2 separate regions of the Homo sapiens genome follow, and region 2 is linked to region 1. A link is a loop called in an ENCODE intact Hi-C map of the cell type or tissue named here. Cell type or tissue: A673. All regions are shown on one strand. Links, peaks and the distances in the headings refer to the core of each region. The heading gives the core; the rest is flanking DNA.

Region 1 (17,023 bases), core at 6,233-8,732:
ATAATATAAAAAGACCAATGCAGCAGATAAACACCTAGACACAAAAGAACAAATGGCTGAAAACTAAATATAAAGATAAAGATTTATTAAAAGAGGCAGAGAAAAAGATATTGCATATATGGAGAATAACTATAATTTACAACTGAATTCTCATCATAATTAAGGTCAAAAGAAAATGAAATAATATATTTAAAATTTATAAAGAAAAGAAAAAATCCTATACTCTAGAATTTTATATCTAATAAAAGTATTCTTCAAAATGCATAAAAAGGTATTCACAGCTAGGCAAAATCTAAGAAAAATTTATCTCAGATATTCTGTGCAAGATATAACAACAGCAGTTCACCAGTATAGAAGGAAAAGAGAAATAATGAACCCACTGGGAAAATAGAAAATCACTGCCAAGGTAGTAGACTTAATCCTAAACTACAGCAAAAACTTCAAACACGAATGGGATGTAAGAGTTAAAGGCAAAGGTTTTTATCCTGCCTAAAATAACCAGGCCATCCATGAAGCATTTAGAAAAATACACGTTGAAAATAAAGATATGAACAACTAAAAGTAAAAGGCTGAAAAAGATATGTCATTAAAACACTGAACATAAAAAGTTGATGTGGCTATAAATTAGAAAAAGGCAAACAGTATATGAGAGATAAATATGGGCATTTTATAGAGAAAAAGGATCAATTCATCAAGAAACCACGAAAACACTGAATGCACATGGACTCAGCAGAAGATCTTCAAAACACATGAAATGACACGATAGGAAAAAGGGAATTTTTTTTAAATCCACAGTTACAATTGGAGATACGAACTCTTCTCTTTCACTATTAATTGATATAATAAGCTGACAAAAAAGAGAGAGCAGTAGCTATAAAAGATTTACACAGCACTATCAACCAACCTGACCTAATTTATAATTATAAAATGCAACTTCAATAAATAGAGAATACACATTCTTTCCAGATTCTCATGGAACTTTAGCAAGACTATTAAATTGAAATGAAATTAAAATTAAAGTAATTAATTAAATGAAATTAATTTAATTGAAATTAAAGTATAACAATTTATGGTATAAAAAATAGTGTATTTGAATTGTTATGGTGATTCAGACTAAATATATTATTAGAAAGAAAACATGGTTTAAAATCAGTTATCTAAGCTTGATACCTAAGAAGCTAGAAAATAAATACAAAAGAGAGTAAATAGAAGAAATGAGACTATTAAAATGAGCAGAAATTTATAAAATAGAAATCAGATCAAAAAATAGAAATAATACATAAAGTCAAAAGCTGTTTTTTAGAAAAGATTGAGGGCCGGGCGCGGTGGCTCACACCTGTAATCCCAGCACTTTGGGAGGCCAAGGCGGGCAGATCACGAGGTCAGGAGATCGAGACCATCCTGGCTAATACGGTGAAACCCCATCTCTACTAAAAATACAAAAAATTATCCCGGCGTGATGGTGGGTGCCTGTAGTCCCAGCTACTGGGGATGCTGAGGCAGGAGACTGACGCGAACCCAGGAGGCAGAGCTTGCAGTGAGCCGACATTAGATCTTGCCACTGCACTCCAGCCTGGGCAACAGAGTGAGACTCTGTTAAAAAAAAAAAAAAAAAAAAAAAAAAGGAAAAATTGATCCCTGCAAGATAATTAAGAAAAAATGAGAGAAACCAAAAATTGCCAATGAGAAGAATAAAAAAATACAAAATCCCCTGTCATGCCAATACATATACACAATAACTTAGATGAAATGGACAAATTCATTGAAAAATGCAAATTACCAAACTACTAATAGAAGAAAATGTATAGACAAGAAGATACATAGAAAATATAAACAATATCACATTTGTTAAGGAAACTGAATTCAAAATCAAAATCCTCTCATAAAAGTAATTCCAGATCAAGGTGGAGATCTATATGTCCACATATCTATCATAATATAAATATATAGCATATCAGTTATGTATACAATTTAAACATGTAATATATAATTTTATATATAACAATATAAATACACATATATAGAAAGAGAGAAAAATAGAAAGAAGGAAGACAAGGAGAAGATGAGGAAAGAAAATGTGGTATTTGTGAGTATTTGGGAATCCGGGTAAAGGGTATACGGAAATTCTTCATGCTATTCTTGCCACTTTTTAGTAATTGTGAGTAGGTGATTAATTTTTTTTAAAAAAGGAAATAGTGATTTTTCATTATGTTTCTAAATATTTGCTCCAAAGGAAGAATAATATATAAAAGGGCACTTTATCTGTAGTTAATCAAAACTTAATCATATTTTAGGAACATAAATCTTCTTAACTTTGTCATATATGTTCAAAGAGGTGACCCTATTGCAACTTAAATTATATTTCCTATTTCATAGCTTGATTTACTTTTTATCATCAGGCAACATATATACAGATACGGTAATTTAGAAAGTAAGAGTAAGTGTACAATAAAATCTGGACTACTCCCTAAAGTCTATTTTCTGTGTGAGACCTCTAAGTAATGAAAAAAAAATCATATAAATTGTGATTAATGATTTTTCCCAAGTTATTTGGACAAGATGAAGATTTCAAAGTTTATTTAAAAATACGAGGTAAGATCTCATGTAAAGAAGCATAGTTTTCATTTCCTACAAGTTCACAAACTGATCCTTGACATATTTATTATATTAACACATAACCACTTTTAAAAAATCAATGTAAATGGAAAGTCAGAATGGCTTTCATGCTTTTCTGGAATTAATAATTTAAAAATTCATAAATATAAAACATACTATCTATGTTTTTAATCTAGTTAAGTAAAGCCATTTCAAGCACGATCTGTCTATTTCTCCAAATAGTTAAATGTAAGCAACACAGACAGGTTTTTGTTAAATATTTGAGTGGAACTGTAACTCGGCAAATAGTGATGCATTTAGATAATATTTACGTATCTCTTTATTATATGTTATTTGAAGCAAATTCTGTTCAAAGAAGAGTCTATTACACACAAACTGAAAAATGATTTTCCATTACTACATCCATCTTTCTGTCACGGCTATTACATAACATATGCTCAAGAGTATCAGTACTTATTTGGGAACCAGGATGGAATATAAAAGCAAATTTAGATTTTTACAACCAACTGAGACTAAAGCCTATTCTCTGCAGAAACCAATATGGTAGCAATTTATATGTTGAGTTAAAGGAAAGCTATTGGGCTCCTCCATAGCTACTTTGCCATCATTCAGTAGAATGCTATTAATTCAATTACTGCCCCTTTGTCTCAACTAATGTCTGGGGACAAATGTTAATGTCTGTTGATATTGATGAGTTTTTGCAGGATGTGTTAAACGGCTACAGTATTGTGAAGGATATTTTATAATATAGCTTAGAAACTGAAATGCCTTTAATAGTTTTATTTCAAATATTTTAGGTTTTCTGTCTAACTTTTTTTCTAGAGAGACTATAAATGCTAACATTTTAACTGCATTCTCCGTTAAAATACATACTAATAATATTATTATTGAGCCTCTAAAATTCAGGCCTCAAAATATGATATATATATAACCTGGAACAATTACATTTTGGGATTTGATTATAACAGTCACTAGTAATATGGCTAAGTACATTGAATGTAATAAATTCTTAAAATTCACCCATGCATCAATTTATTTATCCTTTCATTAATATTTTCGGGAAGATGTGTTTAGCAACTGCAACATACACAAAGTGCATTGCAGGAATCTACCAAACTTAGAGAGTTAGGATCTGTGTAAAACGGGTATATAAACAAAATAGATGGCCAACTATGAAAATGTTGACTTATTATACTTTGATATTTAAATTTGCATAGTCCTAATGGGTTTCTGAGTTCTTAATATAGTATCCTGTAATTTTTGTTCTCAACATGTGCGTGTGTATATATATACACACACACATGTATTTTTACCATGAAATAAATTTACATAAACATTATTTACATAAATTAGCTACAGATAAGACACCAATTACTTACACAAAACAAATAATTTTAAAAATAATAATTATCATTTATTGAAGATAGGTAAACACAAAATAAGTAGTAATTTCTTTATTTTATAGATGAGGAAACAAAATTTGTCATGATCATGCCTTCTCTAACTTGTGCCTTCTCTAACTTGTAGATATGCAATATTCCAGATACTCATTGCTTTCTAAAACTGAGGTGAAGCCTGCATAAAAAGATGTTTTATGTCATTTTGAAAATTTATTAGCAGGGCATAGTATTCTGCACCCGTAATCCCAGGTACTCAGGCGCCTGCAGCTGCTGAGCTTGTGCAACTATATTGCACAACTGCATATAGTTAATTTATTCTCATTGTATATGATAAAACTGAATTTAGGAAATGTAAGCGATATTCTCACAGTCGTATAGAAAGTAAACAAAAGGCAGTTTTAAGAGAGAGAGAGACATCTATTTCCCAAAGCCATGTTCTTCCTAGTATGTTAGATTGCTAGTGGTAAATATTATTTATATTGTGTTTTTCTGATTATGTAGCACTTTCATATAAAGGATTTTTAATTCTCACATTGTAAACAATGATACTTTACATTCATCATGTCATTTACTCGTTTATTTTCTTTGTCTCTCTTTACAATTAAATTACATTTTAAAGGTGCTAGCAGATTATTGTGGCTGTTAACCAAAAAGTGATTTCAACAAGTGTCTCAATTGATAGAGGTTTATTTAGCCAAAGTTTGAGGATGCTGCGGGTAAAAACACAAGGCATAGGAGCATCTGTATTGTACACTTTTCCCAAGAGGGTTTTGGAAACTTCAGTATTTAAAGGAGAAAGAGCAAGCAGGAAGGATGAAAGAGAGGGCAGGTAGGTAGTAAGGCAAATGGTCACATTCTTGTGAGACTCTGATTAGTGCTCAGTAAACCTATATTTTACAGGTGAAAGGGAGTAAAAGAAAAAGACAACTGGCTGGGCACAGTGGCTCACGCCTGTAATCCCAACACTTTGGGAGGCCAAGGCGGGTGGATCACGAGGTCAGGAGATTGAGACCATCCTGGCTAACACGGAGAAACCCCATCTCTACTAAAAATACAAGAAAAAGAAAAAAAAAAAAAAAAGCCAGGCATGGTGGTGGGCACCTGTAGTCCCAGCTACTCGGGAGGCTGAGGCAGGAGAAGGGCGTGAACCCGGGAGGCGGAGCTTGCAGTGAGCTGAGATGGCACCACTGCACTCCAGCCTGGGCGACAGAGCGACACTCCGTCTCAAAAAAAAAAAAAAAAAAAAAGAAAGAAAAAGACAATTACGCATTCCTCTGGTGCTCAGTGTATCTACATTTTACATAAAATATAGGAAACATGAACAAATAGAATAGAGAACAATTATATTACGCATTCTTCTCTGGGTAGGTGGAGAAATGATTTCTGGTCTGCTCTTGTCCTGCACCTGTGAAGATAAGCTAGTAATTGACATAGTCGGGGTGAGATTAAACAGAACTTGGATTTAGTGCTAGGTTACAGAGGGGGATATCTCCCTTACATGTATACATATGTATCTTTCAGGTTATATATGTATCCTGAAAGATTTAGGAGCTTACAGGGAATTTCCTCATGAGCAATTTGTGAGGGAGGCCAGCTGGTTAAATACGTGGCCTATAGTGGGAACCTGATTTATGTAAGAAGTCAGGACACAGTGTTGTGAAATAACAACTCTCTTTTGGGGAACAGAAGGAAGACAGTATTACATGACTCAGTTTCCAACCTTAACTTTCCCTTTGGCATTGTGAGTTTGGGATCCTAAAGACTCTATTTTCTTTCACACAGTAAAGACATCAGAACAACTTGGAAGGCAACCAAAATGACACACTTAACTATAGTCATTCATTTTTCTTTGGTAAGTGAAAACATGACTGAAGTCACCCAAATATTTTAATGCAGAATGCTAAGTTTTCTTTTAAGTGTATAAATTCCACCTCATACAAGAGAGAGTGATTTCTGTATGTAAAGAAATCTCAGTATTCTTTAATTGGTATAGCTTGAGTTGTCACCTATCTTGCCTACTCAGAAATCTCCCTACAGAGACTCTATGTGATATTGGGAACCCATGGATCCTACCAGTAAATACTACTAGGAACTGTGAAGGTAAATGTGTTCTTTCTTGCAGAAAATTGTTTGGGGAGAAAAAGCAGCCTAGAAAAGGCTAGTGCTAAGAGGCTGTGAAGATTCCCTACAGTGCTGGAACAGCAGGAGTTTGGAGTTGAGTCAGCTGGCGCAGGTGGCAATGGTTCCCTAAAATGAATTTTTGTTGTTCATGAGCATTTCCTATGCATGTGCAGAAGTAAGTGGGAAATATCTGGGAAAGGGGAGTGATGTGGGTAGAAAAGAGGGAGATAATTCATATATAAAACTTCAATTAATTAAAACAGTAGTACCTCCAGGAGATAAGTACAATTAATCTGGGGAGTAGATGGCTATTTGTTGATATTGTTTGACTTTCTCCCCACCCAAATCTCATCTCAATTTGTAGTTCCTACAATCCCTATGTGTCATGGGAGGGACCCAGTTGGTGGGGGGGTAACTGAATCATAGGGGTGGTTACCCTCATGCTATTCTTGTGACAGTGAGTGAGTTCTCATGAGATCTGCTGATTTTATAAGGGGCTTTTTCTCCTTTTGCTCAGCACTTCTTGCTGCCACCATGTGAAGAAGGACATGTTTGCTTCTCTTTTCACAATGATTGTAAGTTCCCTGAGGCCTTTCCAGCCCCGCTAAACTGTGAGTCAATTAAACCTCTTTTCTTTATAAATTACCCAATCTTGGGTATGTCTTTATTAGGAGTGTGAGAATTGACTAATATATTCATTTAGATAAATAATTTGATTATCCACTTTGTTTGTGAAAGGTACATTCCCCAGGGCATTGCTTTTGTAGGTACAATAAAACAAGGATAGCCAAATTCCTCTACTTGATAAATTAAAGTGCATTATGAGGAAGAGGAGAAAGGACCCAAGAAAGTATAGCAAAGAACAATATTCTATATAAAATGTGGGTAGGCATGTGGCTTCAGATAAATAAGCAGAGTTGTTACCTTTCAGTTACAGAGTATATTGTTGCTGTGATATTGCCCTGTTGCTCCCTATCAATGTCAAACCTGAAGATGTTTGCCTCAACATATCTGTGCCTTTTGGAAAGCATCAGAGTAAAAAGATCTTGAGTTCTACATCATTGATTAATGAGGAATCTGAATCTCAGTGAAGGCCAGAAAACATTATTAGGTATCTAAGATTCCAACCTGAATTTAATGCCCCAGTTCTCTTTCTACTGCATCTCATTGCAGGATAATTAGGCTTCAATGGTCACAGGAATTAGGAAAGACTCACACATTGAACATTGCCACAAATGTGAAATGCAATGAAATCATCATGCTGCTACCTCAGCACAGTAGATGACCCCTGTTTCTTCCAATATAGCAGCCTCTTTCCTGGAATTCACGTTGATTTATGACAACTTGAAAGGACATAAAAAAGGTTATAATACAAATTTGAATGCTATTAACTGGTGTTTCAAATCTAATAAATGATTTATTACTTTATCCAGTTTTTCCTTGAAATTCTGAAAGGTGAATCTCTGAGCCACAGAGATATCAAACTATCCACTGTATTTCAGTTTCCCTAGGGTATTTAACATTTCTTGTAACTGTAGTCCCTGTGGTTATATTGGCTCTGTTGTGCTGTTGCCATAGCAATTAAAGAAACACAGTAGTAAAGCAATGCAGAAAGAATGATCATCAGTATGGAGATGCTCTATGACAGAATTCAGGCATCTAGAAATATGGAAAATTCTTCAGGAAATAATTTCTCTTCATATTATTGTGGGCATTGAGGTAGCCTAGTTATCTCTATCAGAAAATCAAATTGAATAGCTGAGTCTCTGTGAACATGAAAAATGGGAGAAGAAAGGCATACCCACATACAGAAGGACAAAAAATGAATTTACTGAGGGTATAAATACCAAGAATGTGTGTGGGTGGAAAGTTCCGGCAGTACTCCTACAGAAATATTTTGACAAACTAACACCATATGGAAGATTTTATATCACTGAACGCAATGTCTCTCTCCTTCTCTCTCTCTCTCTCTCTCTCTCTCTCTGTCTCTCTCTCTCTTTCTCCTCTCTCTTTCTCTCTCTTCTGTCTTAGGAAAACGGAGCATTAAGAATATTTAGTACATTTTATTGTATTTTGGGAAGTGCACTCTGCTCTTCTACCCCTAAAGAAAAATTTAAAAAAGCTCTGCATTAATTGTGTTTCTGTGATTTGAGTTTGTGTTTCCTTCAAATCCTGCACTATGCCTGAAAATAGGATCAAGATGCAGTTTTATTCACTCATTGTAAATACAAACTGTTTAACAAAATTCTTGGCCCAGGACAGATTCTCCATAAGCAGCAGCTGCAGCAGCCGTCATTACTGCAACAGTGTAGTAAGCAAGAACAATAACAAAGTGGAAACAGCCTATTACCAATTTTAGGGTGAACAATGCTACATCAACTCAGTGAATTTTAAATCAAGCCATTGAAATGTTTATGACTCATAAAGAAGTGGAATTTAGACAAAAGTTTAGTGAAAAAACAGAATAAACTATCATATATACTTTTGTGTATGCAAATCTATACGCATATCTGTGTGCACACATATGTGCCCATGTTATGTGTTTATGAGAAAGTACTAGTTGCGTTTCTAATATCCACTTGTCCCTTCTTTAGAAGAAGAACCTAATTTTTACCCATTGCATTGCCCAGAATGTTTGTTTTGTAAATTGTGCCTTCCAATGATATTAAGCGAAAATGTTGAGAACTTCACAGCAGGCTGCTTACACGGAGATAACTGAGATGGGATCTACCACTTATCCTGTGCTGTTTGCCTTCTTTCAAATTACAGTTCGAATATAATGTGTGGAACCCTAGCACCAAACTGGGACATTAAGGTAATCTTGAAGATGAGAGTCATGAGCAAGGATGATAAGGACTCATTCCTAATTGCCTTGAATTTACTCTTCCAGCCCTGGATTGCTCTCTAACATGTTTAAACTACTACTATTTTGAAAAGTCTGTTATTTATAGCCAAACTAATTTCAATTGGTTACAGTGTGATTTTAAATCATTAAAGCATCAAATATGAATATGCTAAAATGATTAGAAAAAAACATAGCATGCATTCAAGTCTATATGTCTATAGATACTTTAGATACTTTTTGTGTGTAGCTCTTTTCTGTAAATTTTTCAAAAAGTTAAAAGTAACTTGGGTTCTTTCAATAGTAAATCATCCACATTAGTGATTAGTCATAGCCATAAAAGTTATCTACTAATTGAGAAGTTTTTGACAGGTATAGCTGTAAGCTGTAACAAAAATTACTAAAAACAAATATTATATGATGATTAAAGTGAATAAACACATTTAGCCTACATCTGTCATCTATCAGCAGGTAGGCACTGTTCATTCAGTCTCTGAAGCATTTCTTGATAGTAACTTAGATAGGAGAGATTATTATTTCAAACCAGCTAAAGAAATTCTTATTTTAAAAAAGCCATTGAGCCCACATTCCCTAACTATAAGAATGTAAAATAATAATTAAAAAAAGCTTACCAACATGGTTATTGGTTAAATATGTGGAGTAAGTACAAGTGTTGGCTAATGTCCTCAACTTTAGCTTGGGTAAAAGAGCAGGTAGAGTAATATTAATTAGAATTAGTAAAAAAAGTTGGACTGTGATAAGAGATAATAAATTAATTAGGGTAATCTATTTTTGAAGGTAACTTTCTGGTTTAAATCAGGGTGGGAGAGATGTTGAAATAAACAGGATACTGTGAGTAGAAAACCTTGGAGGATATAATGGATAGATACGGCTGCTTTGCAAACAATAAGTATGTGCTATTTGAAATTTCTTGACAGCATCCTATTGTATAAATTTGGGATTTTTTTTTTTTTAACAGATTTTTGCTCTTGTTGCCTAGGATGGAGTGCAATGGTGAAATCTCAGCTCACTACAACCTCCGCCTCCCGGGTTCAAGAAATTATCCTGACTCAGACTCCCAAATAGCTGGGATTACAGGTGCCCACCACCATGCCCAACTAATTTTTGAATTTTTTAGTAGAGATGGGGTTTCGCCATGTTGACCAGTCTGGTCTTGAACTCCTGACCTCAGGTAATCTACCTGCCTTGGCCTCCCAAGTTGCTGGGCTTATAGGCATGAGCCACTGTGCCTGGCCTAAATCTGGGAGTATGTTTTTACTGTTATTTGTTATTACACAAAATAATAATTACTTTTGATTTGATGATTATTTTTAATTTTTCAATTGGCAAAGCTATTGATGCAAGCATTTTTTTTAATGAGATAAATCTAGTATCTACTTTTGTCCCTAGGATTTTAAAAATAGAATTGGATGATTTTTAAATAAGACCCCATTTCTCATTTTTTTCTAGTTTTTAAAAGCACTTATTTCTAGCTGAGAATATCAAGGCCTAAATATTTATCAGATATGATTGGAATTTTTCAAACCTTAAAAACTGACATATGCAACCTAATATGTACTGATAATCTAGTATTTAGATGAATTATAATATACCTGGTCGGTTGTAATATAAGACAGTCATAAAAAATTTTTGAGAGTTAAAAATAATAATAAAACATGTGCTACAATGTATGTTGGCATAATTCTAAAATGTCCCTGTTATTGCTACTCCCTGGTGTATACACTTTTGTGTAATCTTATTCCATTGAGTGTAGTTAAAAGCTAAAACTTCTAATCAATATTAAATGTCAGTAAAAAAAGGCAGTTTGTATTGTATGTACAACTCCCAATTATTTGACTTTGAGTTAATAAAAAGAGAGTTATTGATATGGTTTGGCTCTGTGCACCCACTCAAATATTACCTTGAATTGTAATAATTGCCATGTGTTGTGGGATAGACCCATTGGGGGTGGATTTTCCCAGTGCTGTTTTCATGATAGTGAATAAGTCTCAAGAAACCTGATGGTTTTATAAAGGGGAGTTCCCCTGCACATGCTTTCTTGCCTGCTGCCATGTAAGACATGACTTTGCTCCTCATTTACTTTCTGCCGTGATTATGAGGCCTCCCTAGCCGTGTGGAACTGTGAGTCAATTAAACCTCTTTCCTTTTAAATTACCCAATCTGGAGTATATCTTTATTAGCAGCAGGAAAACAGATTAATACAGTTATTTTGAGGGATGTCATATTGGGCAAATCGTTTGAAGGAAGGTATTTTTCCTGAAGTTAGAGACTCCAAACAGCAGCTTCCCTCTCTTAATTGCTGGCTTTGAAAAATCAAACTGTCATAATTCTACAGCAGTGAGAAAATGAATTTTACCAACAACCTGAAGGAGCTTGGAAGTGAGTTCTTCCCTAGTTAAGCCTCCAAATGAAAACTCAACCAGGCCAATACATTTATCATAGCCTTGAACAGAAGACCCAGCTAAGATGTGTTTAGATTCCTACTCCATGACAACTGGAGATAATACATGTGTACTGTTTTAAGCCCTCAGTCTTTATTCATTTCACAGCCATAGTAAACTAATAAAAAATATTTAGATTAAAAATTGAGCTAAAAGTAAAATGTGCACCATGGTCACAATTATTGATATGGTTTGGCTGTGTCCCCACCCAAATCTCATGTTGAATTGTAGCTCCCACAATTCCCATGTGTCATGCGAGGGACCCAGTGTGAGATAACTGAATCATGGGGATGGGTCTTTCTCTTGCTGTTCTCATGATAGTGAACACGTCTCACAAGATCTGATGGTTTTATAAGGGGGAGTTTCCCTGCACAAGCTCTCTCTTGTCTGCCACCATGTAAGATGTGCCTTTAGCCTTCCAACATGATTGTGAGGCCTCCCCAGCCATGTGGGACAGTGAGTCCATTAAACCTCTTTTTCTTTATAAATTATCCAGTCTTGGGTACATCTTTATCAGCAGCATGAAAACAGACTAATACAACTATGTAAAAAACTAAAACTAAAATAGTACTCGATATAATTTTTATTTCAACAACGCCAGGCTAGATAATTTGGATACCTCTTTAAGCTGAATGAAATACTAATAAAAACCTTTTTTTAAAAAAAAAAAAGCTGCATAAAGTTAACACAATGAGGAATAGCAGACTGACATTTAGGAAACGTAAGATGCCATAGAGGTAAACTTACTTCTTAAAGACAATTTTGTTCTGAGAGCTTTTTCTGATGATGAAAATAGGGACTTCCTAACAGACCTGTGGTGTTGTACAGGTGCTCAGGAGACATGCAAAAAGTGTTTTCCTTTCAGCAGTGTCATTTGTGATAATGTCAAACTGGAAACAACCAAGTTGCCCACTCAGAGTAGAACAGAAATATAAATTGGAGAGAACAAGAAAATACTACAAAGCAATGGAAATGAATAACTACCACTCCAGCAGTAACATGTTGCTTGTAAGCATAATGTTGACAAAATAAAGACACAAATGAGTGAATACTCTGGATTTTATTTATATATAAATTTCAAAACCAAGGACATATTTAAATGGTGATGGAATCATAACTAAATGCAAATTAAGTGATTAGCGTAAACGTGTGCACTATGTTTATTTGCCAGTGATTGGAGGGAATGTAGTTTCCATGGGACATATAGGATTTGAAGGTACTGGCATGTTCAATTTCTACACCGAAAAGCAGGCTGCATGGCAGTCATTTTATAATTACTCATTGTACTACACATGTATGTTTTATGCACTTTTCGGTATGAATAATGCATTTCACAAAAATGTTTTAAATGGCTTAAAATATTGAAAAGTATTCAATGTGTCCTAAGACTAGTAATGGCCTCTATTCAAATGCTTCTCATTTTGGCAAATTAGATACTGCTAACGCAGTGGAAGGAGTCAGGGAGCAAAGAGATGTCTTCTAAAGACATTTCATGGCCTACATTCCATTCATACCATGCATCAGTAGGTGGTGGATAGTTGGAGAACAGGGACTCATATTTATGTGCCCTCTGGAGAGGCCAATTTTTAAGCACTTATTCAGGATTTTTTAGATAAGTAAATGACTACCAACACTATTATCACTAATAAAATTAGAACTAGAAATAGTCTGGCTACCACCGTGCATTCAATTGGTTTCTTTGTGTTGGTGCTAAGCTTGAAGGAGCATGATAATTAAAATACTACTCAATACGGTAACTTTTTGTCCTAAAGTTCTAGTTCCTTTACATATTCCATTGTTCATTCTTTCCACTAGCCAAATATTTAGAACCTTGTCATCTGCTATTCAATAGGTAGTCAAAATCTAAATAAAATACAAAAAAAGTAAAGAAAAGTTAATTTTTATGAGCTTTTGAAGGGCTATGTCTTGGAGAAAACTTTTTTACTGTATTGCATCCCAACTAGTTTGCTGCTGCTTTTTGTTTGATTTTCTCTGTCACAGAGGAATGTGATTAAAAAATTGTGGCCTGGAGAAAAAAGTACAAAAACAAAAACATACATATGGATAGCAACTCCATGGTGAATATAAGTGAAATATATTTATAAATATAAAGTGAAAACATTAATGCTTTCTAGGAGTCAGGAGATCTGTCCTACACTTTCTATCTGATTTCCTGGAAGATCTCTCCCCTACAAAAGTTCTTTTTGCAATTATGGCAAACAGAGACAAAGAAGAAATGAAAAAAATATTCCCAGTTAGCATAAGACAAAGAGGGAGGATATGAGGGAAGCCAGCAAGGAAGTGAGAAAAGGTGAGCAAGGAAGTGAAAAAAGGTGAGAAGTGACAAAAAATAAAAAGTCTGAATGAGGAGATTTTTTCAGCCAATTCTTCACTGAACAAAATGGCAGAGATCTGATGGAGATAAAATACATAAGGAGAATGTAATATGGAGATCTGCTGTGAACTGAGAATCAGCTGGGATGATGTACACATGAAGCATCAACACCAGTGTAAATTCACATTTAATACATGCCACCCATCCTAACCAAAACAAAACTTAATTGGCAGTCTGGAAAAATGAGTGGAAAGAATTAAAAATCAGGTGGAAGTAAGTTGAAATATAGAGATTTGCTTTATGTAAAACATAAATCTCTTTTCATAAGCCAGAGATTTGGATTAAAACCAGGGCATTAGGATTTTCACCATGTGCACCCATGCACACACATAACCCTCCACACACACACACAGATGTGTGCATATGTATAATACACCAACTAACATTTAACATGACACTCTTATGTAGGTATTATAATACCTTTAAAATATAGGTTCCAAGAGTCTAAGTAAATCATCAAGAGTCAAAGAACTATTAAAAATCACAGCTTCCATTCCAAATATACATATTTAAATCTAAAGTCTATATTCCTATCCAGTATGTTTTATCACCTTCATTGAAAATATTCTCATACCATACTTGTACTGCCTTATGGATTTAAGGAGGCTGGTCTTAAAGTAATGTATATAATTAAAGGTTATGTCAATAACCTTTTCAGTGTAGTTTTGGAAGACAGTTCTTCGTGATTTGTAGACTGTGTATCTCACTATGTAAGATAAATTACATTGACAACTACATAAATAAGAGCATGTGGTCCATATAATAATATGATCCAATATTATGTAGCTAATAATATAATCTAGGTCATATTCTGGATTCACTAATCAAAATTACTTGTGGGAGACAACACTGATATGTGTCTATGTTATTGTTTAGAGATTAAGTCATATGTGTGTTAAAATCAGGTATATTTGATTTGTCTCTTAAATGCAACTTGTTAATTATGTGATGATTTTAAATTCTGTGATTTTTCTCTATAAAGGAGCTTGCCTGTTTGGCTGTTCTACATAAGTGATATAAAGATAAAAACCAAACAAAAACATAGAAGGCTTTTCTCCTTTCTTATATAATAATATAAAATGGCACGGGGTTATCAGGGTGAGTTGAAGGAAAGGCAACTAAGCAATAAGACCAGGTTCGAGGGAGTTTACATAGTTTATTTGCACATTTTGGAGATCCTTGGCCTCCTTGGTTCGGATATACCATAACTCGGGGTGAAACTTCTTCTCTGCCAGTGATTTTATCTCATGCTAAGAGACCCAAGAGTAGAGGATTTAATAGTGGCAGTGTATCTGCAGCTCTTTTAATGGTAACCTAGACTTGCTCCTCAGCTGTAACTGCCCTGAGCCTACAGAAGATGAGAAAATTCTTTAAAGGTGTTTTCTCTCTGATCTCTTTTTTAGTGTAAGAAACCCTGTTAACACAATCTATAATTGTCAGAATTCCCAGGAAGAAAGAAAAATGAATGATGGAGAATGAACCCACTTCCTTTACCAAACTTAACTAATGGATCCAAATGTAATATCTAACCCCATAAAACTTCTAGATAAAAACAGAGGTGTAAATTGTTGTGGCCTTGAAATTGGGAGTAGTTTTTTAGATGTGTCATCAAATCCCAAATAATAAATGAAGCAAAATTGGTCATCAAAATTTAAACCTTTTGTGCATCAAATGATTCCATAAAGAAAATGAAATGACAACTTGCAAGATCAGAAAAAGTAGTTGAAAATCATACTTATGATAAGGGTCTGGTATTCAAGAACATATAAATGACTTTTACAACTTAATAATAGGAAGACCAACAGATTATAATTGGGCAAAGAATTTTCAATAGACATTTCTCAAAATAAGATATACAAATCATCTATAAATACATGAAAATATGTCAAATATCAAGGGAATGTAAAACAAAACAATAATGAGATACCACTTTGCACACATTAGAATGGTTATAGCCAAAGAGAAAGATGAAAGCAAGTGTTGGTGAACATGTAATGAAATTGATATCCTCATACATTGATTTTGCAAATGCAAATATGTGTAGCCACTTTGCAAGCAGTTAAATATAATTGCTTAAAATGTTAAATATATGGTTACCATATGACTTAACATTTCCATTCCTAATTACACACCAGAGAAATGAAAATATGGTGACAAAAAAACTTGTACAAAAATTGTGAGAGCAATATTACTCATTATGGCAAAAATGTGGAAACAATTCAAATGTCTATCGGCTGATGAATGGATTAATAAAACCTGGCATATTCACACAATGCTATATTATTTGGCAATAAAAATAATGCAGTACTGATATACGCAATACCATAAATGAACCTTGAAATCATGCTACATAAAAACAGCCTGTCAAAAAATACTGCATATAATACAATTCCATTTATATGTGATATCCAAAATCAATAGATTCAGAGATGGAAAGTAGAGTGGTGGTTATATGGAGTTGGGGATGGGGCATGGGGAGTGGTTCTGATGAGTATGGTTTTTTTGTGGGATGACAAAAGTGTTCTTAAATGTGATTATGGTAATGGTGGCACAACTTTGTAAATACACTAAAAAACACTAGATTGCACAGCTTTAATGAGGAGATTGAATGGCACATGAATTATATCTCAATACAACTGTTCTAAAATAATGATACACAAATTTTTTTAAAAATAGAAAAGTAAAATTCTATAAAAACCAAGAAGCTATTTTTAATGTGATGTGGTTTGCTGCCTAAAAAGTGGCAAAGTAATTAACTAAGTCATCTTGTAATAAATTAAGAATATATATTATAAAATCATATAAAATAAGGTACAATGTAATAGCTGATAGAGGAGAGGAATGAGAATGATAGTAAAAGCTTTTCATTATCCCAAGGGAAAAATAATCAACCAAAAAAGGAGAGAAAAGAAAATAAAGTATAATAGGTCAGAGAAAGGGAATGTAAACACTAATGTAGTATATGTAAACAAAAATACATCAATAAAAATATAGATGGGCTATCTACCCACTGTTATGGGTTGAATTGTGTTCATCCTAAAATTTATATATTGAAGTCCTAAACTCCCAGTACCTCAGAATGTGACCTTATTTGGTGATAAGGTTACTGCAGATGTAAATGGTTAAGATAAAGTCACACTGGAGTAGGGTGGGCTTCTAATCCCACATAACTCATGTCGCTATAAAA
Region 2 (17,023 bases), core at 5,593-8,092, 57 kb after region 1:
TGAAAGCACCTGGAATAAAAGCTAAATGGTAATATACAACCTACACACCCTTTGGGAGGGAAGAGGAACCAACTGACCAAAAGTAAATTCAAACCTAACAAGTGATAGCTTCTCCAGATGATAAAACACAGTGTAATAATTCTGGCAGTGTGACAAAACAAGATGTTACAACACCTCTAAATAACCATAACAGCTCTCTAACAATGAATTCTATCAGAAATGGAAATTCTGAAATGCCAAATAAATAATTCAAACTACGGCTTGTAAGGGAACTCAATTAGATCAGAGAGAAAGTTGAAAACCAACACAAAGAAATCAGAAAAAACAATTCAATATATAAATGAAAAATTTACTAAAATGACTTAAAAAAATGAACAGAGTTTCTGGAAATAAAACATTCATTGAAGGAATTACAAAATACAGTTGAAAGCTTTAATAATAGCCTAGACCAAATAAAATAAATTATTTCAGAACTTAAAGACAGGTCTTTTGAATTAATTCAGTTAGATAAAATAAGGAAAAGATAATTTTTAAAAATGAACAAAGTCTTTGAGAAAGAATCATGTAAAGTGTTCAAAACTATGAGTCATGGGTATTTCTGAGAGAGAAGAAGAAAAAGTAAAATGTCTGGAAAACCTATTTGAGATTTTCCTCAAATATTTCCTATTTGAGGGAATAACTGAAGAAAAATTCACTAGTGCTGCCAGAGATTTAAATATCAAGATACAAGAAACTCAAAAACCTACTGAAAAATACATTGCAAGACAAACTTCACCAAGGCACATAGTCATCAGGCTTTCTAAACTGAATGTGAAAGAAAAAGTCCTGAACCAGCAACACATGAGGATGTAATTACCTATAAAATAAATCCCAAAAGACTAACAGTGCACTTCTCTGCAGAAACCTTACAAATCTGAAGAAATTAGGATCCTATTTTCAGTCCTTTAAAATCAAATATAGATATAGATATAGATAAGCCAAGAATTTTGTATCCTTCTAAACTAAGCTTCATAAATGGAGGATAAATAGTCTTCCAAACAAGCGAATGCTAAGGGAATTCATCACCGCTAGATCAGCCCTACAATAAATGATCAAAGGACGTCTAAACATGGAAACGGAAGGTTAATAGTCACTGTCATAAAAAAAAATGAAAGTAGAAAACTCACAGGTCTTATATAGCACATACACGTATACAGTACAAAACAACTAGGTAACACTTAACATTATGACAGAAACAATAAGTCACATATAAATATTAACCTTGATCACAAATGGGCTAAATCCTACACTATAGATGAGCAGAATGGATTTTTTTTTAAAAAAGATTCAACCATATGCTGCTTACAAGAAGCCCGCATAACTAGTAATGACACTTATAGACTCGGGTGGAAAAAAATATATCATACATATGGGAACCAAAAGTGAGCAGGAGTAGCTACACTGATAATAGACAAAACAGACTTTAAATCAACAACATTAAAACAAGACACAGAAGATAATTATATAATGAGAAAGAGATCAATGCAGCAAAAAAAAAAAAAAACAACCCTAAATATATATGCAACCAATACCAGAGCACCTGGATTCATAAAGAAATGTTACTAGACCTAATAAAATATATGGAGAGCAACACAATAATAGTGGTGGACTTCAACACCCCACTGATGCACTAGAGAGACCGTCAAGGCAAAAAACTAACAAGGAAACAGAGTACTTAAATTGGATGCTAGACCAAATGAACCTAACAGACATTTACAGAACATTGTTCCCAACAACAGAATATACATTTTTCTCATCAGCATATAGAACATTTTCCAAAATAGACCATATATTCAGCCAAAAACAAGTATCAACACATTTTACAAAATAAAAATCATATCAACTATCTTCTTCAACCACAGTGGAATAATACTTAGAAATCAATACCAAGAGAAACAATCAAAACTACAAAAACACTTAGAAATTAAACAACCTGCTCTTGAATGATCTTTGGGTCAATGACAAAATTAAGAAGAAAATTTTAAAAACTGAAACAAATGAAAATAGAAACACAACCAAAACCTTTGGGGTATGGCAAAAACAGTGCTAAGAGTTTATAGTAATAAATGCCTACATTGAAAGGATAGAAAAGATCACAAGACAACAAGTTCACATTACACCTCAAGGAAATAGAAAAATAAGAACATAACAAGCCCAAAATTTGCGGAAGAAAAGATATAACAAAGAACAGAGAAAAATTCAATAAAATTGAGATGAAAAATACAAATAATCAACAAAATGATAAGTATGTTACTTAAAAAGATAAACAAATTTGCTAGGATGCTTGCTAGATTAACCAAGAAAAAAAGGGAGAAGATTCAAATAAGCACAATCAAAGTTGAAAAACAAGACATTACAACTTATACAACAGAAACAAAAAAGATCATCAGAGACTGCTATGAGCATTTCTACATGCACAAACAAGAAAACCTAGAGGAATTTGATAAATTCCTGGAAACATCCAACCTCCCAGGACTGAACCAGAAAGAAATAGAAAACTTGAGTAGACAAATAATGAGTAGTAAGATGGAAACAGTAATTAAAAAACAAATCTCCCCCCACCCCAATTAAAAAAAAAAATCCCTCCCCCACCCCACGCCCAGGAACAGATGGATTCACAGCCAATTTCTATAGATGTACAACCAACTGGTACAAATCCTACTGAAACTGTTTCAAAAAAATCAAAAAAGAGGAAATCCTCCATACCCCATTCTACAAAGCTCATATCATCTTGATATTAAAGCCAGGCAATGACACAACAAAAATAAAATACTACAGGCTGGTATCCCTGATGAACACAGGCACAAAAATTCTGAACAGAATACTAGAAAACCAAATCCAACAGCACATCAAAAAGTTATTATATTATAATCAAGTAGGTTTTATTGCAGGATAATTCAATATATGCAAATCAATAAATGTGATTCAACCCATAAACATAATTAAAAACAAGCATCATATAATCATTTCAATAGATGCAAAGAAAGTATTCAGTTAGATTTAGCACTCCTTCCTGATTAAAAAAATAATAAAATTAAATAAAATTTAAAAAACTTTCAACAAACTAGGAATGGAAGAAACATACTTCAGAATAATAAGAGCCATGTCTAACAAACCACAGCCAATATCATACTGAACAGGGAAAAGTTGAAAGCTTTCCCTCTAAGAACTGGAATAAGACAAAGATGCCCACTTTCATACTTCTATTATACATTGTACTGGAAAACCTAGCAAGAACAATCAGGCAAGAAAAAAATTAAAAATATCCAAATTGGAAAGGAGGAACTCAATTTGTCTCTATTTATTCATGATATAATTGTATACCTTGAAAACCCTGAAGATTCTTCTCAAAGACTTTGACATTTGAAAATTGACTTAATTAAGTTCTATAATGCAAAGCAACATACAAAATTCAGTAGCATGTCTATACACCAATGACAATCAAACTGAGAACTAAATCAATAACTCTGCTCCATTTATAATAGCTACAAAAAATAAAATATCTCAGGATATATTTAACCCAGGAGGTGAAGATCTGTACAATTAAAACTATAAAATGCTTGAAGGAAATTGTAGATGATACAAACAAGTCAAAAAGCATTCCATGATCATGGAATGGAAGAATCAGTATTGTTAAGATGAATATGCTAACCAAAGCAATCTACAGATCCAATGAAATTACTCTGAAATGACCAATATGAATGCTCACAGAATTAAAAACAAACAAACAGAAAACTAAAATTCACAAGGAAATAAAAAAGAGCCTAAATAGCCAAAGCAATTCTAAGCAAAAAGAGCAAAGCTGGGGGCATGATGTTACCTAACTTCAAATTATACTATAGACTACAGTAACCAAAACAGTATGGTACTGGTATAAAAATAGACACATGGATCAATAGAACAGAATAAGGAACTCAGAAATGAAGCCAATATCTACAACTAACTGGTTATCAATAAAGTCAATACAAATACACCATGGAAATGGGAATCTATTTGATAAATGGTGCTAGAATAATAGGATAGCCACATGCAGAAGAATAAAACTGGATCCATATCTCTCACCATATTTAAAATTTAATTCAAGATAGATTAAATATTTAAATATAAGACCTGAAACTATAAAAATTCTAGAAGAAAACCTAGAAAAAAAACTCTGGGATTTGGCCTACGAAAATAATTTATGACTAAGACCTCAAAAGCAAATGCAACAAAAACAAAAATAGACAAATGGGTCTTAGTTAAACTAAAAATCTTCTGCATAGCAAAACACACAATCAACAGTATCAGACAACCTACAGAATGGGAGAACATATTTGGAAACTATGCATTCAACAAAGGACTAATTTCCAGCATCTAAAAGAATGCCAAAGAAATCAGCATGAAAAATAAAAAAAAAAACAAATAACCCTATCAAAAAGTGGACATTTTTCAATAACATACAGGTGGTCAGTGAACATATGAAAAAAGGCTCAACATCAGTAGTTGATATGTTTCAGATATGTGTCTCCACCCAAACCTCATGTAGAATTGTAATTCCTAATCTTGGAGGAGGGGCCTGGTGGAAGGTGATTGGATCATGAAGGCTATCTCTCCTGGTTTAACACCATCGTTCTTGGCACTCTAGTGACCATAATGAGTTCTCATGAGATCTGGTTGTTTAAAAGTGTGTGGAATCTCACCTCTCTCTCTCTCTTTCTCCTGCTCTGGCCATGAGATGCCTGCTCTCACTTTGCCTTCTGCCATGAGTAAAAGCTCCCTGAGACCTCCCCAGAAGATGATGCCATGCTTCCTGGACAGTCTGCAGAACTGTGACCAATTAAACCTATTTTCTATAAAAATTATCCAGTCTCAGGTATTTCTTTATAGCAATGCAAGAATGAACTAATACACTAGTCATCGGAGAAATGCAAATTAAAACCACAATGAGATAACATCTTTCGTGAATCAGAATGGTTATTAAAAAATCAAAATCAATAGATGTTAATATGAATGTAAAGGGAACACTTATACATTATTGGTTATACAATTTAGTATAACCTCTAAGGAAAAGAATACAAAGATTTCTCAAACAGCTAAAAATGGAACTACCATTTGATCCAACAATCCCACTACTGGATATCTACCCAAGGGAAAATCAATAATCATATAAAAGTGACACCTGCACTGGTATGTTTATCACAGCACTATTTACTATAGCAAAGTCAAACTAAGTGTCCACCAATGGATAATTCGATTAAAATGTGATGCATTTATACTATGGAATACTATATGGATATACAAAAGAATAAAACCTTGCCTTTTGCAGCAATATGGACAGAACTGGAGGCTATTATCTTAAGTAAAATAACTCAAAAACACAGCCAAGTACCACATATTCTCACTTAAAAGTTGGAGCTAAATAATGTGTGCTCATGGACATACAGAGTGGAATAATAGATACTGTACACTTAAAAATATAGGAGGTTTAGGAGGGGCATGAGGGATGAGAAATTATCTACTGAGTACAATGTACACTATTCAGGTGATAGATACACTAAAAGACCAGACTTCACCACTTTGCAATATATCCATGTAACAAAACTGCAGTGTGCCCACAAATCTATTTTTTAAATTATGGTAAAGAGATGAAACAAAGAATCAACACAAAAAGACAAAAATATTTGGAGAGATAACAGTAGCTATTCCAACACATTAGTTACAATTGAAACAAGAGAAGTAGCCACAACAAACTTGAAAGATCACAAGAATATAGCCAATTAGCCCACATACTACTTAAGAAATATTGGAAATGTGATGGCATATATCACTTGAAGGGAAGGAATGTAAATGGGATGTGTATGTGTGTGTGTGTGTTTGTGTGTGTGTATATCATATGTATATGATATATATATGTAAATGATATATTTAGTTATTAAACATAAATAAAGTTTGGTTAATGGTCTCTATATAAAACAGTGAGATATTTTAGTCCCCCATTAAAAGCCAAGGTAATTAAGAATTTTGTTCCCTGTTTAAATTGATTCACAAATCAAAAATTGAAATATATATAAAAAGCAAACTGGAAAAAATAGTACCATGAATTACAATAGATGAAATTAAAAGAAGAGTTGAAGATACAGTTAAGTATTTATCCAGGAAATAGAATGAAATGGCAATGAATGCTAAACAGGAAGGGAAGAATAAAAAAGGAAAAGGCTAAGACCCAGATAATTAACATGCAGTTAGCATGATTTTTTGAAATAGAAAATAAGTATATAAGTAATAATTTAACATTTCCAGAATTAAAGGAAATAAAATAAAGTATATGTGAATATTCCAAAATACATAGAGGAAATACATTAAAATACATTAAGTCATAGAAAAGGATTTAGAATCAAAATGTCATTGAATTTCTGGTTTCATGATGGGATGCAGAGAATCACAGCTTGCTAGAGCAGAAACCAAGCCCACAAACCTCAGAAGGAACCACTATCTATATAGGAAAACCTCAGTTATGACTGATAAATTGCTGGAGGCTCAGCATGAAGTTTGAGAGTTAAAAACTCCAAAGGAACCTAGTCATCAGGGGCCCTTACCCTTTTGTATTTTACCCCCCGGAGTTTATCTAGGTTCTCATAGTAAACACTAGAGAAAACTCTTGGTGCTTCCAGCAGGAGAAAGATGAAAATAAACATTTTGAAATGTGTCAGAGCATCTGGCTCTTCTAATAAGGTCTTCTCTCAGAAGAAGGAATTTAGCCAAATCCTAACCTCTAAGTTTCATCAGAGTCTAAGTGACCTGGAGGAAGAGAAATACCCAACTGTGGACCCCTCTAGTCATCCTGTCTTATAGAGTGGCAGAAGTGAACTAAGAAGCATGTGAGAAGCTCTCAGTTCAGAGGTACAAGCTCGTAAAATACAGTTCTACTCCTAGGATTATAGAAGGCTTCTCCACTCCTATCCATTGCCACCATGTCACTAACAGTCTATTCATAGCATTTCTATTTACCTAGCACATCATGTCCAGTTATCAAGTACAAAGTACAAAGCTAACTAAAAGGGAAGAAAAAAAAATACCTATGAAGAGACAGAGCAAGCAGCAGAATGCGACTCAATTGTCAGGTATGTTGGAATTCTCAGGCTGGGAAATTAAAACAACTATGATTAAGATGCTCAGAGCTCTAATGGACAGGCAACATGCAAGAACAGAGACAATGTAAGCAGAGATATAAAAATTTTAATAAAGAAACAAACATAAATGCTAGAGATTCAAAACATTGTAACAGAAATAAAGAATTACCTTCATGGGCTTACCCATAGACTGGACACAGCGGAGGAAAGAATCTGAGCTTGAGGCTATCTCAAAAAAAAAAAAAAAAAACTTCCCACATTAAAAAGCTTAGACAAAAATAATACTTTTAAAAAGAACAAAACAACCCCAAACTGAGAAATAATTACAAATGGTATAACATGTGTGTCACAGGAATTCTAGAAAAAGAATAAAAAAGAGAAAGAAAGATAGTAAATATTTGAAACCACAATCACTGAGATTTTTCCCAAATTATGTTTAGACACCAAATCACAGATCCAGGAAGCTCAGAAAAAACCAAGCAGTACATATGTCAAAAACACCATACTTAGGTGTATCATTTTCAAGCTACAGAATAAAGAGACAAAGTTTGGAAAATACCAGAGGATAAAAAACATCTTACCTCTAGAAGAGGAAAGATAAGAAATTACATTTAGCTTCTCAGAAAACATGCAAGCAAGAAGAAATTAAAGAGAAATATGTATAGTGTTGACAGAGAAAGAAAAAAACATAGAATACTGTACTCTATGAAATTATCCTTCAAAAATGAAGCAGAAATAAGGACTCCCTCAGACAAACAAACATTGAGGAAATTTGTTGCCAGTAGACTTTCCATAAAAGAAATGTTAAAAATAAATTCTTTAGAGAGAAAGAAAATAATAAAGGCCAGAAATGCACCTCTCCATAAAGAAGGAAATAAAACAGAAGATAAAATAAAAATTTTAATTTTTCTTGTTCTTAATTGATCTAACAGATAACTTTTAAAAATAATAATAGCAAAAATCTGTTCAATAATCTATGCATATATATATGTGTGTGAAATGAATGACAGCAATGATGTAAGGAACAGGAGAGAAGAATTAGAATTATTTTGTCATTATAAAAAACTCACAAGGGAGAGAAAATAGAGGGAAGGGAGGGGAGGAAGAATAGGAACATGGGGGAGACGGAGGAAGGGAAAAGAGAAGGGGGTATAAAATAGAAATATAAAACTCACACTACTTGTGAAGTTGGTACAGTGTTCTGTGAAACACTACAACATCTTGGAGTAGTTGTAAAAGTATATCGCACACTCTAGAGAAAACTCTAAAAAATGAAATTAAAAGAGTATAATAAGGGCAACAAATAGAAAACACTAACAAATATGATAGATATTAATCCAACTATAACAATACTCACACTGGACATCAATGATCTACATGTAACCATTAGAAAACAGAAATTAACAAAGTGGATCAAGAAACAAGATCCAATTACGTGTTGTCTACAAGACATCCACTTCATTTTATTTATTTATTTATTTATTTATATTTATTTTTATTTATGAGACAAGGTCTCACTCTGTCACCCAGGCTGGAGTGCAGTGGCACTCAGTGGCACTCAGGCTGGAGTGCAGCTTTGATCTCTTGCATTCAAGGGATCCTCCCACCTCAGCCTCCAGAGTAGCTGGGGCCACAGGCATGCACCGCCACACCTGGCTAAGTATTTTTATTTTTAGTAGAGATGAGGTCTCCCTATGTTGCCCAACCGCTCTCAAACTCCTTATTTCAAGTGATCTTCCTGCCTCAACTTCCCAAAGCACTGTGATTATAGATTCCAGTGAGCCACCGCATCTAGACAAGAAACCCACTTTAAATACAAAACCAGGTGAAGATTAAAAGTAAATAAGTGGAGATCCATACATCATGTTAGTACTAATCCAAAGAAAGCAAGAGTAGCTATATTGATTTCAAAGAGTAAACTTCAGACCAAGGATATTAATTACATATAAAGAGGGGCATTACACAATAATAAAGGGCAAATTCTCCATGAAAAATATAACAATTATTAACATGCATGTACCTGAAAACAGAGCATCTGTTTTGCAGAAACAAAAACTGATAGGATGGCAAGAAGAAATATATTAATTCATTATTATAGTTGGAGACTTCAACACCTGTTTATCAGAAATAAACAGATCCAGAAGGCAGAAAATCAGTAAGGACCTAGTTGAACTCAACAACACTATTAATCAACTGGATATAATGGACATCTGTAGACTACTTTGTTATTATTGGAATAGACTTTTTTTTAGTTCTTCAAGTGCCATCCATGCTTTTTTCGATGGATGTTTTTCCATGCTGTTCTTCTAATCTAAAATGCTCTTCTGCCCTCTCTTAACCAGCAATACTCTTTCTCTTTCTTCATACCAAAGCTTAAATGTTATTCCGTCTCAGAAGTGTTTCACAGTAAGTGTCCCAACTATTAGATTCACCACCCACCACCCAACACTAAAGATGCCGTCCAATTTGTCCATTTGTCTAACATATACCCAACAATGAAAAAGACATGTTTTGATGTTGACTGAATATGGCATTTCTGTAGGTTAGTTGTGACAAAATACAAAGTGGGGGGAGCAGTAATTAGAAGCACGAATTGTCAAGACAGGCCCAAGAAGACAAAGATTCTCTTAACCTAACAAGGCCAGGCCAGAACTAATACTCAAGAAATAAGGCCAACAGTTTATTAATAAAATAAATTGATGCTTCTTTCTACAGAATATGATTTAAGAAATAAATTCAAACTCTCTATGTCAAGAAATTAAGGAGAAAACTGGGTACTACCAGTAAATCTTTGTAAATAGGGTACACAGGAATCAAAGCACCTGCCTTCCTAATTAAACCTTAATTAAACCTATTGTTCAATTAGTATTTATTGATTGCCAGTAAAAAAGACCTTTTATAGTGAAGTGTAGCCCCTTTAAGACCAGAATAATAAGGTCATAATAAGAAAGGATTAGAAAAGTTGCTCTAAACATTGGCTTTCTAAATCCAATACCATTCAGGACATAGGCATAAGCAAAGAATTCATGACTAAAATACCAAAAGCAATTGCAACAAAAGCCAAAATTGACAAATGGGATCTAAAGAACTGAAGAGCTTCTGCACAGCAAAAGAAACTATCATCAGAGTGAACAGGCAATCTACAGAATGGAAGAAAAATTTTGCAATCTGTCCATCTGACAAAGGGCTAATATGCAGAATCTCAAGGAACTTAAACACATTTACAAGAAAAAAACAAACAGCCCCATCAAAAAGCGGGCAAAGGATATGAACAGACACTTTTCAGAAGAAGACATTTATGTGGCCAGCAAATATATGAAAAAAAGCTCATCATCACTGGTCATTAGAGAAATGCAAATCAAAACCACAATTAGATTAAAAAGTCAGGAAGCAACAGACGCTGGAGAGGTTGTGGAGAAATAGGAATGCTTTTACACTGTTGGTGGGGATGTAAATTAGTTCAACCATTGTGGAAGACAGTGTAGCGATTCCTCAAGGATCTAGAACTAGAAATATCATTTGACCCAGCCATCCCATTACTGGGTATATAGCCAAGGTTTTATAAATCATTCTACTGTAAAGACACACGCACACATATGTTTATTGTGGCACTATTCACAATAGCAAGGACTTGGAACCAACTTAAATGTCCATCAATGATAGATGGATAAGAAAATGTGGCACATATACACCATGGAATACTATGCAGCCATAAAAAAGAGTGAGTTCATGTCCTTTGTAGGGACATGGATGAAGCTGGAAACCATTGTTCTCAGCAAACTAACACAGGAACAGAAAACTAAACACCATTTGTTCTCACTCATAAGTGGGAGTTGAACAATGAGAACATATGGGCACAGGGAGGGGAACATCACACACCAGGGCCACAGGGGGTTGGGGGAAAGGGGAAGGATACCATTAGGAGAAATACCTAATGTAGATGGTGGGTTGATGGGTGTAGCATATCATCATGGCACATGTATACCTATGTGACAAGCCTGTACCCTCTGCACATGCATCCCAGAACTTAAACTGTAATAAAAAGAAAAATCAAAGGGATGAAATTGTTAATGTAATTGTTCTCTGTAGTTAGTTGAAAACAGATTTGAGTGGACTATTAACAAATGTAGTTTAGTATTCACAGTCATCTTCAAATTATCTCTGCATAATCAGTATTAGGAATACAGCCACTTCAAAGGGTGGGAAACAACTTTCCTATCTATTTCTCATCACTTTCAACCTATATTTTCTATGCAGTTAGCATCTTTTACTTATTTTCCTCAGTTGAAAGCTACCTGTGTGTGTCTTTTCTCTAGTCTGGAACGTGATGACTTCTTCAAATCACCACCCCATTCCTGGATCTAGCACAATCTAAGTTTCTTCATGAAACTTTCCATCATTACTTACACTGCCTTGTTCTCTCCTGAAATAATTTTGGTCTATACTAAATAAAATATTGCTCAGAAGGCAATCATTTAAAACATTGTTTCATCATCAATTTTATTTTTCATCATCAATTTTATTTAACAAATTTTATTGTATTAAAATCATTTTGTTCAAGCAAAGAAAAATACAAAATTTTAATTACAATCTCTTTCAAACAGATCTTTTTGAATGTTGACTCAATAATTTATATATATATATTTATTTCTACTTCTGACATGTGGCTGAAGTTACAAAAATAAAACTGCAAGTTTTCTGTGTGCCTTTGTATATATAATTGAGAATAATCTTTGTCCATCGTTGCCCAAGTATACTAAGAAGGTACTAAGGAATCAGTACCCCCAGAAGGTACTAAGAAATTAAAAATGAATGTCTTAAAACAAAGGAGCTCTGTTCTGATTAGTTTATCACAATTCCCAGGAAATAAGGGAGCTAAAATTATAATATTATTAAGATGCTAGTCTTTAAAAAAAACTCATAGAAATTCCTAGTTAAAAATCATTTTAATATATAATAAATCCAAATTCTGTAAAAAATGAAGACCTGTTTTGATCATTTTGTTTTAAAACAATCTATGTATTATTTCTCTGATATCATTTTGGAATATATACAAGTACATATGGATTTGTGTAAGGTAATAACTCAGTTTAATTTCTGTTAAATGAAAAATTGGTTCAGAGTATTTAATTAGTTTATAATAAGGTTACCTTCTGTGTAATGTCCTAGATAGTAGATATTCCATATTCACCAGAATAACTTTTCACGCTTTGTGCTGACTTTTTAAAAGATGTTATGCTATAAAGAATTACTTTGAATTATCTTATACTCCATATTTATTTCTGTAATTATTTTAAATAGATTTATTGAAATATAAATCAATAACCATACAATGTACCCTTTTAAAGTATATAATTCAAAGGGTTCTAGTGTGTTAATGTAGTTGTACAATAACCACCACAATCGATTGTTGAACATTTTCATCACGCCAAAAATGAAACCCCCAGTCCATCAGCACTCACTCCCTACTTCTCCCAAGCCTTCCCACCTGACCCAAGTCCTAAGTAAGCACTAGTTCTTCTTTCTCTGTAGATTTTTCTATTCTGGACATTTCATACCAATGGAATCTTATAATATGGAGTCTCTCTGACTGGCTCCTTTCATTAGTGTGATGAAGATTCATGCACTTTGTAGTACATATCATTACTTTATTCCTTTTTATTAATAAACAATAGTTCACTGTGTATATACCATGTTTATTTATGGATTTATCAGTTGATAGTTCCCTGGGTTGTTTCCATTTTTGGGCTATTATGAATTATGCTGCTATAAACAGTTGTGTACAAGTATTTATGTGGATATATGTTTTCACCTCTCTTGAGTATGTATACCCAAGGCAAGGATTGCTGGGTCATATCTAGTCATATATTTAAGAGTTTGGGAAACTACCAACTGTTATCCAAAGTAGCTTCAATATTTTACACTCCCATCAGCAATATATGAGAATCCTAATTTCTCGACATGCTCACTAACACTTGTTATTGTCTGTCTTTTTTATTGTAGTCATCTTAGAGGATGAGAAATGCTATTTTATTGTAGTTATAATCTGCATGTCTCTAATGGCTAATAATTTTGAATGCCATTTCATATGCTTATTGACTATTTTTATACCTTCTTTGGAGAAATGTCTGTTCAGATTATTTGCACCTTTTAAAATTGAGAAATTTATCTTTTTATTATTAAGCCCTTACTGTCCATATTATGCTCATCCTCAGGAAAAACACCAATAAAATCCTTGTGAAATAATTCTGTATTTTAAACTAATAGATGGCTTTATTGTCCTTTATTCAGATATCATTTTTATTTTCATAAAAAAACCACAACCATCAAGTCTTGTCATCAACATGTAGTTTCTGCTTTTCCTTGTGCTTGCCTGAAGGCTTTTCTAATAGCTGCATACTAGAAAGAGTGTTTTCAACTAAGAAAGACAGTACAGAAAAGACAGCATTAAGGTTGGCAGGTTGTTTGGGTGTGTTATTGATATCTTAATTTTGTTTTTATTTTCTGATGAGAATGGGATGAAATATTCTTACTTTCTTCATAATACAACTTAATGATAAATATAATGCATTTGGAAAGTAAAATACAACCTTTAAAATAGTATTTCATTTTCACTCTACCTCAGAATTTAGGAAAATAATTTTAACCTGTATCTTTCTTTTTAATGGCCATGTAAATATTGCGTAAGTCAATGAAAAACTATTCTCCTATTTTATCTGGATCTGATAGGAAAATGAGACAGTCAACAATACCTTGGCTGTCATATTGAGGGTAATTCTGATTTTACTATGGATGATAAGCCCAAAATTACTAGCAAGGCTTTTAGAACAGACATGAAACTAATGCCTACAAAGCTCTGACCAAAAAACTGGCACCTCTTTGGTGTCTTAACAAGCATCCAGCCTCACAAGTAGCTATGGTCTTCCTGGGAGGCCAGGAAAATTAACAAAATTTGTGGATCTCAATGAGGCAGTAATGTATTGTTACCTATAGCTCTTCAGGCAAAAACTGGTGGAGATGAACTTCTTAGGTTTGGTTTTCTAAATTCTCTAGAGTAATAAAAGTCACTGAAGTAAACTACAATAGAATGTCTGTTAATCTGTGTATTGGTCTACAATTATGTCATAAATCTCAATCAACTCAGTGAATTCACAGCTTTAAAAACACTAATTATAATGTTAATTTTTATTATTAAAGAGAAATTTCATATTATTTGAAAGCTGAGTTTCACATTAGTATAGATTTGAAGTGACTTATTCTGCTATCCACACTTTCTGGTCATAGTTTTGGTAAACTTGGCTTCCCTTAGATGCTAAATAAACAGATTGTCAGTAATTGTCTGACATACTTACCTTTCATTCCTCTTGTATTCATTACCTCTTATCTGGAAAGGACTCAAATCAGGAGTGTACAGTATTTTTAGATAGTATTTTTACACTAAATAAATCATAAATGTGTGTATGTATATCTCCTATAAATCTATATGCTATCACTTTGTTGATTTATATTTAAATATCTTTCTTTGTTTGCCATAATTTAAAAAAGAATAAATATTAAATATAAAAATATGTAAATATGATACAAAAATACATAAACATATATTTAAAATATTAGACAAAGGTAAATATAAAACATAATGCTACCATCCAGAGGTAATATTGTTAATAATTAATAAACACTCTTAACATCCTTACTTGACTTATATATTTTAATTAAAATTTTGAAGAGTTTTATAAAATTAGACTTTTTCAGGTCACATCCTAGCTCTGTCACTTGGAGAAATGTAATGATTGGGTTGCTATACCTGTATCATTTTTTGCCACCCTCTCAATATTTCAGTGTTGCATTAAGAATTAAAAAAAATAAAAGAGTTTAGTAAGGTGCCTGACTACTATTTTAGATATAATACAAATAATCAATTATGTTATTTTAAACTGCTTTTTAAAACAAATTGTTATAGTCACTTTTCATGAAAACACACTAGACTCATTTTTATTCCATTTTATATTCACTTCATGACTATTTCATAATTTGTTTAATCACTTTCCTACTAATGGGCATTACCTAGTTGAATTAGCCACTTAAAACACTACTTTCTAAAACAGAATAATTGTGCTTCGTTAGACTAAAAAATCCAGATAACTATAGCCATATGGCACTTTGTACTACAAAGGAAGAACAGTCTGAGGATAGGAAATGTCCTCCTGCTTCACATAACTAAAGTTCAACAGCAGGCATATTTCTGCTAAAGCTGATGGTACTTATAGTGCCAGATGAATAGAGGACTTTGTGTTTTAGAATGAATAACTGATCAAGTAAAGTGCCTAGAAACCTATACTTTGGGACAATATTATAATCAAATGCACAATGCAGGGTCGTGATTAGGAGCTGGAGTGGATTTCTTCCTGACCTAATAAGCAATCAATTGACACTCAAAGCCTGAAAGTTATCTTACCTTTAGCTTATCCTAATAGTGAATTATGTTAAATGACACACATCTAATTCATTATTGAAATGTTAGAAGGAGTTTTACTTATTTTGATTTATCTTGTTTTAGTGTTTTTACATCTGCTTTAGTCAGGATTAATAGGTCTGGCCACAATTGGGTACACTATTTCTGAAACTAATTTCATAGGTCCCTTCCTTCCTTCGTTCCTTCCTTCCTTCCTTCCTTCCTTCCTTCCTTCCTTCCTTCCTTCATCCCTCCCTTCCTTCCTCCATCCCTCCCTTCCTTCCTCCCTTCCTTCCTTGTCTGGCCACAATTGGGTATACTTTTTCCAGAACTAATCTTATAGGTCCTCCCTCCCTCCCTCGATTCTTCCTTCCTTCCTTCCTTCCTTTCTTCCTTTCTTCCTTTCCTTCCTTCCTTCTTTCCCTTCCTTCCTTCCTTCCTTCCTTCATCCCTCCCTTCCTTCCTTCCTCCCTCCCTTCCTTCCTTGTCTGGCCACAATTGGGTATACTATTTCCAGAAGTAATCTCATAGGTCCTTCCTCTCTCCCTCCCTCCCTCAATTCCTTCCTTCCTTCCTTCCTTCCTTCCTTCCTTCCTTCCCTCTACTTCCTCTTCTTCCTCCCTCCCTCCACTTTCTTTATGCTTCTTAACATATAACATATAATTATACAGGCTCAAGACACAGGCATTGTCTTAACATCCTACAGTGCAAATATGTAGACAAGCTAATCCTGGGGGTTAGCTTGTCTACATATTTGCACTGTAGGATATTAAGGTATCAAACTTTAAACAGCACATTTTAAATCACCAAATAGCTCATCTTGGTCTTACTTTGACTGAGGGTCAGGACTAGACTACAAGGAGTCCTGGAGATAAACATCGTGAAAATTATTCACTTCGATGGCGTCAGCCTCAAAATTATTTTTTACATTTCCAATATCTAACTTCCCAAATTACCCAGTACAGGAGGCCAATTATTAAAAATAAAAGGGGTGGGGGCTCATGGTAATTTCTATCTTCATTCAAATCTATGTAACAAGGAAAATTCTTATTAATCTACTGCTACCTATACTTTCTTTTCATCACATGCTGTTCCTATTAGTATACATTAATTTAAAAATACACCAAAAATATTCTCATTGTCCCTCCCAGCAGACAGGGTGGTCTGTGCTTTCTAACTTTCAAACTTTCACACATAGTGCTCAGGATCTTCTTGCAAAGAGCATTCAAATCTCATTTACTCAGATTTCAGTGCCTAGATCATGGTATAGATTCAGTAGATGTGTATGAAATAGCTTTTCATCAGATGTTTTCCATATTCCTCAAATGGCTAAGATAATTCTAGAACTATTGTTTACTTTATTAAAAGTGTATTACACATAAATATAGATGCTGTCATTCTGATAACATATCATCTGCAGTTG

The links. Peaks named below come from ENCODE experiments on the same cell type or tissue, not always from the same donor. Only the 100,000 strongest peaks of a DNase experiment are listed, where the experiment ranks them.
Region 2: it touches region 1 in a loop (2.3-fold over the local background); 1 of 110 quality-filtered maps calls a loop at or near these places.

The regions. Positions count from the first base shown.
Region 1 is chr14:41,864,518-41,881,540 of GRCh38, reverse strand. All of the region lies in intron 2 of LRFN5 (leucine rich repeat and fibronectin type III domain containing 5), which reads right to left. Among named protein-coding and RNA genes, the nearest start is that of LRFN5, 270 kb to the right of the region's middle. In A673, for the core only: no CTCF peak of the experiment used is centred there; DNase peaks (open chromatin) are centred at 7,700, 8,000 and 8,420; H3K4me3 peaks cover 1,529 bases; H3K27ac peaks cover 2,500 bases.
Region 2 is chr14:41,807,374-41,824,396 of GRCh38, reverse strand. All of the region lies in intron 2 of LRFN5 (leucine rich repeat and fibronectin type III domain containing 5), which reads right to left. Among named protein-coding and RNA genes, the nearest start is that of LRFN5, 210 kb to the right of the region's middle. In A673, for the core only: no CTCF peak of the experiment used is centred there; DNase peaks (open chromatin) are centred at 6,256 and 6,586; H3K27ac peaks cover 2,017 bases.